Linked DNA regions of Homo sapiens: region 2 is linked to region 1. A link is a contact called in ENCODE Hi-C or POLR2A ChIA-PET data. All regions are on one chromosome and are shown on one strand. Each heading gives the region's core, a stretch centred on a gene start or an enhancer-like site at or near the end of the contact. The rest is flanking DNA. Distances are from core to core; before and after follow the strand shown.

Evidence for each region. A loop is a pair of places that touch in the nucleus more often than their neighbours do. ChIA-PET counts read pairs that join two places held with the same protein, here RNA polymerase II (POLR2A). Pooled maps may share reads with other maps.
Region 2: a pooled map shows a loop between it and region 1 (2.5-fold over the local background). The contact joins two enhancer-like sites. A Hi-C loop is called at or near these places in 2 of 50 pooled maps. POLR2A ChIA-PET finds 5 or more read pairs at or near these places in 3 of 52 experiments (OCI-LY7, Panc1 and activated naive CD4-positive, alpha-beta T cell).

What each region holds. Positions count from the first base shown.
Region 1 is chr1:53,412,351-53,415,050 of GRCh38, reverse strand. No RefSeq gene overlaps it. Among named protein-coding and RNA genes, the nearest start is that of LINC02812, 46 kb to the right of the region's middle. Within about 2 kb of position 1,395, at least 8 of the 41 ENCODE cell types and tissues checked have a DNase peak (open chromatin) inside an H3K27ac peak, as active enhancers do.
Region 2 is chr1:53,764,460-53,767,159 of GRCh38, reverse strand. NDC1 (NDC1 transmembrane nucleoporin) reads left to right here. Exons shown (of 18, transcript NM_018087.5): 18 at 1-1,682. Among named protein-coding and RNA genes, the nearest start is that of GLIS1, 27 kb to the right of the region's middle. Within about 2 kb of position 1,284, at least 3 of the 41 ENCODE cell types and tissues checked have a DNase peak (open chromatin) inside an H3K27ac peak, as active enhancers do.

The DNA of each region.
Region 1 (2,700 bases), core at 146-2,645:
CTTCTTGCCTCCAGCTTCTTCCTCTCTGACACAGAAGAACATTCCCAAGACCCCTGTGTTGCATTCCCCTCCTGCAGGGGAGCCACTGTGGGCAAAATTAAGTGCCTCACCCCAGAGGCTATGAGGCCTGTCATGGTGTGGTCCCTCCTGGCCACTGGCATGGGTCACTTCCCACGCACTGCCTAAACCTCACACAGCCTTTCAGGTGCCCGGCCCCTCCCCTCCTCTGTCCATGTCCATCCCACTGGCCAGCCCATCTGCCCCTCACTTGATCTTCACTTCAGCCCTTCAGGATTCCACCTGGGCCCCCTTTGTCTGGCTGGGATGGGTTCCATCCCCGTCTGCCAACAGCTATCAGGGAATAAACGAAGGCTTTAGAGTCCCAAGATGTGGGTTCCAATCCTGGCTCAGGCTTTAGACAAGTTTTTGAAACTTAGTTCCCAACAGTGGAAGATGACTGCCTCCCTTGCACAGTTGTCCTAGGATGAGCAGAGCATATTCACATCAGTCTTCAGATGTTGCAGTTGTTATGGTTACTATAATTTAGCCTCTGTGTGAAATTCAGGTCATGGTAACTACCTTTCTAAGGTATGAGGATCATGTATACTGATGGGCATGAAATATTTGTAAACAAAAAGCCCTTGGATAAAGTTTATTATTATTTGTATCTCTATCAGCATATTCATTCATTCATATTTTTTTTAATCCATCCATTCACTCATTTAACATTTACTAAATTCCCAAAAGCTGCTACATGTTAAGCTCAGCAGGGAGGTTAGAAAGATGAGTTTGAGTTTGAAATACCTCAAAAGAGCTCATAGCCTCATGGGGGAATCAGACAGGGAGGCAGTCAAGTCTCAACCCAGGAGCGGAACCCTGCAAAAAGTTGGGAGCTGTGGGATATGGGGGAACCAAGGGCTTAGGGATGAGTTCCAGAAGAACAGCCCTGTACTTGGATCTGGAAGGATGGGGAGGGAAGGGCATGACAGCTGGAGGGAACTGTATTGGTCAGTCAATATGGGCCAGAGGGGTGAGACGGCTTTTGGGAGTCAGGAAACTGCAGCATCAGACTGAGGATCCAAGCTTCTGGGGCTGTGGGTTAGGGGGAAGGAGAGTGGACGTGGGGCGGGATGCACCTGGGAGGCGGTGGCAGGTCAGGAAGGTAGACTGGGCCTGAGGGTGAAGGTTCCAGGTGCCTGTGTGCTCAGGAGGTGGGAGGACCCTGCAGCTCCAGCCAGGCTGCAATCCCTTTGAAGGCAGAGAGGTTCTGAGTCATCTTTCTACTCCCACAACGCTCACAGCACCCTCACCACAGTGCAGTCTGGAGAATCCAGAGGGGAGACATGTGATGGGCAGTTCTGAAGATGAGTAAGCAGAGCCATCCCCAGCTGCCACCCCGGGCTTTGCCTCACTGTACCCCATCACCCACCCCTCATGCCACCAAGGGGTGCAGTGGCCTGTTTTTGCCAGGGAGCTGTACCATCCATATGACAATAATACAAGTCAACAGGATGCTACAGAATTTGACTTTTGGTAAATTTTGCTGCAATGCACTTAGCTACAAAGAAGGGCAGTCCATCTACCAAAATGCTTTTGAAGTGTTCAGGAAATGACTCACTGTAAAGTTTAGGCTTTGAAAACACCTCTGTGGGACAAGGCCGACAAGTGTGTAGGTGTTAAAAGAAACACTAAGTTATTGACTAGAAAATGGGCAATAGGGTATGTGAGGATAAACTGTCAGAGGCTGGGGGTTAATGACCTTTTCTCTTCTTGCATGTGGAGAAATAAGCACTTGGAACAGAAAGGAGCTCTACCCAACTACCCGGAATGCAGGCGGGCCTGGGACTATGTGACTACCACCCTCTAAGTGAGGTTTTGAAAATAAACACTTGAAAGTCTGCCCAGATTGTTGTAATCTTATTAATCTAACAAAGAGACTCAGTGGCTGCCTTAACCAGGGGTTCAGTGTTTACCATGTAATTTGTAACAAGCTGATAAACACACCCTGGCCCCACTTGAAGAAAAATCTCCTGCTCCCTGCAAGGAAAGCAGTTGGCAGAAAAACAGTAATCGAGGATTAGAAACCAAAAAGACCATGCCTTAGGTTCCAGGCCACCTCCCCTGCCCCCTGGACTGCCAGCCCCCTGCCATCTCCAAGTTCAGAGGTGTTGTGTGTGGCTTCTCCTGGTCTCGCTCTCCTAAGATCTGTCAGATGCTCTGGCCCTTCCCAGTGGCCGGACTGTCCATGGACAAGGAGCTCCCTGTGTGGGATTTCTGCCTTGGGGTCTTTCTGCAGGGTCTGGGGCCATTCTCCATTCTGTGGGGGAATTTAGGCCTGTCTTCTGAGCTGACCCTTCTCGCTGGTCTGAGGGCATTCCAGAGGGCAGTGGTATTGGACAGCAGTGTTGAGCATGGCTCTTCTTGGAGCTCTTGGTTGCATTCCACAGGGCAGCCTCTGGTGATGCAGCAGAAACGGGATTTATTGGAAGAGCAGCGGGCAGGAGCCAGGGCGGTTATGCCAAGTTAGCACAGGGACAGTCTACTGATCCCCCACACTGGTCAGCCACCCTTCCCCATGCGGCCACCAGCCCTGCAAGGCATCTCCAAGAAGGGTCCCGGCACCTTTGTCTCGCTCCCTCAGGATCAAAGTCCTAAGCCTCCCCCAGGCCCACCTTCTGCCTCCTTCATGCAGGGTAAGCC
Region 2 (2,700 bases), core at 35-2,534, 350 kb before region 1:
AGCAAGAGAAAAAGGTTTGCAAAAAAACCCAGGAAATGTTCCCTTTTTTCCCCACCATTCATCTTCATTAGATCAAATTCTGTGAAACTTGTCTGGTCTCTCAAAGGGAGCAGCCTCTGTAGTGTTAAATGGCTAATTAAAATAGGAAGATCTTTATAGCCAGAAACAACTTAGTCATCAAATAGCAAGTGAAACCAAAACGTCAGAGGGATTACTGTACTTGGAAGTATGTTGTGTGTCCCAAATGTGAACGAAGTATTGTTAGAATTTATTAGATCAGCTTCTTTGGAGATCAAAGATTGGAAATCCTAGTCATAGATATTCACTGGACTGGCTTTGGACTGAAATGCTCCTTTGTAATTCTTTTCCTATTGTCTTTTCCTTCTAGTGTCCCAAAATATTTTCTTTAAAGTCAGCACAGTACTGTATATGAATCTTTAATGTGGTATCATATATGTCTACTTTTGTCTGATTCATCGATGTATTATATCTTTATAATTGAATATTTTAGCTCCGGGTCCTGTTGCCCCTTCAAGCAGTACATGCCAAATTATAAATAGGTGCTACTGGCCTTGAGCATATCACTGTGGGACAGTTCCCCAATTGTCAAGTGTTTAGATATGTAGACTATTGCCATTTGTTTTTTTGTTTTGGTTTTGCTTTGTGTCTGAAGCTGAATTGATTTCTTTTTTTTGAATGTGAAAGTTGAATTTCAAACGTAGTCATTTCTTACAGATGGCCAAGACAGAAAATTGTGGCTAGGTTGACTGAGAACTGTTGTCTTCCATGTATTAACACAATTAAGCTTTTTATATTCCACTCTCTGTGCTGACCCTGGCTGAGGCATTTTGGGAGACAAGGACTCTGAATCTTCTGCTTCCATTAAAGAAGAACTGTGATATTCAACATTGGATTTCTGAGAATAAAGATAGGATGATTCCTTTGAACTTTGACTTACTTGTATAAAATGTCCAGCTAGGTTAGGTTTTTGCCATTTCCTATATACTTTGGGTAAAGCTACATTTGATGAGCAATGTGAATGTTTCTGAGAATGTTCATTCCTGTTTTCTCTTAAGAGAATGTGCTGTGTACTAAATACAGGCCACATAGTGTCTGCCTGTTGAAGATCTGGAAACTGCCTCCCCAGATCTGTATTGTATTTGGTAGGTAAGGGGGTCAGTTTCTTTTTCTCATTGTGTGTTGATAATCTACACACCATCTGTTGGAACCAGGGTGTTATTATGGGGAACTCCTCCTGTGTACTAGGAGGAGGACCTTAGGGAGACCAAGAGGAGAGAAGCATTTCCTTTGATGAAGTCACATCCTGTCTATGAGCCCACTAATGCTGTAACATTGGCCTGAAAGAGAGTGTTCTTTAAAAGCCTTTCTCGGCTGTTAGTATAAAAACATGATGGTATCAGCTCTTAGCATGTTTGCTTGACCCTTATGGAAGGTATAAATCCACAGAACTTCCTTCCCAGAGAACTGGGAAATTGTCCTAGAAATAAACCTTGTACAGTTGAGTGGACATGGATAAGCAACAATTTGTTACTTTGCAGGATTTGTTCCTTGGTAATTGTTTGGTGTGTCATCCTGTAAATATTCATGATAGTCTGTTTATATCCTTTTGTATATCGTTGATACTGGATTGGGTAGAAAAATAAATTGGCAATTTAAAAAAATGGAACAGTTAATTGAAATATGTGTGTTTATAAGGTCAATTATTTAATTTCTGGGCGGGGGGGTGGTGGTGGTGATGTTTCCTGAATCATTTCAATTTAGTCTCAGAGTTGTTGCTTATAAAACCAGAAAGAGTTGAACTTCTTGAGAAGTCAGCTTTTGCCCTTAACCTAGACTGATTTGGTGGGTTTCATGGTAACTCTAAGGAGCCTGAATTCAGAAAGTCTCATTCTTTGTTGTCTTGGCTGACAAAACTAAACAAAGGGTGGAGGTGCTCAAAGCCATCTCTTAACAGAAGTTTCTTTTCTTGCAATAGTGTTTCCAAATGGATCGTATTCCCCTAGGCTAACAGTTACGTCTGTCAACGTTACTTAAATTAATCTGAACTTCACCTCTAGGTAGTTGAGGTACCTCAAACCCCTTCTAGCTCTCCCAAGCCATAGTTACCTTTCTTTACAACCAAATAGCTTAAAACAAAGATGGCTTTCATTCATCAGTTAACAATCCAGCTATGCTTACCAAGCTGCTGGCCATTTTTAAGTAAGCAAAATCTTTATTGTTTTGAGGGGCAAGAAAGGGGATGGATAAACACATACCTCTACAGTTCTGCCATGCTCCTAAGCAGCCTTGGCACAAGTTGCTGTCGTGATGGGCAGGTTGATGTGGAACTAGCTGATCATTCACAAACATTCACTGAGTGTCTCTTATGGCACAACAATTAGAAATAAACTGAACAAGACAGTCCCTGCTCTCAAGGAGTTTATAATCTAATGGGGTATTTGAAACCCACTGTGCATCGGAATCACCAGGAGGGCTTAGTAGCTATGTAGAATCTGGGCTCCACGATAGTGCAGATTTTGCTTCAAGAGGTCTCAGCTGGTTCCCAAGAGATGTAGTTTTTAATAAAAGTCTAAGCAGAATCACATTATGAGAAGGGTTTATTCTAGATCATACTTTAGCATGTATCAGAATCTCTTGAGGAGCTTATTAAAACAGATTTACTGGCCCCACCTCCAGAGT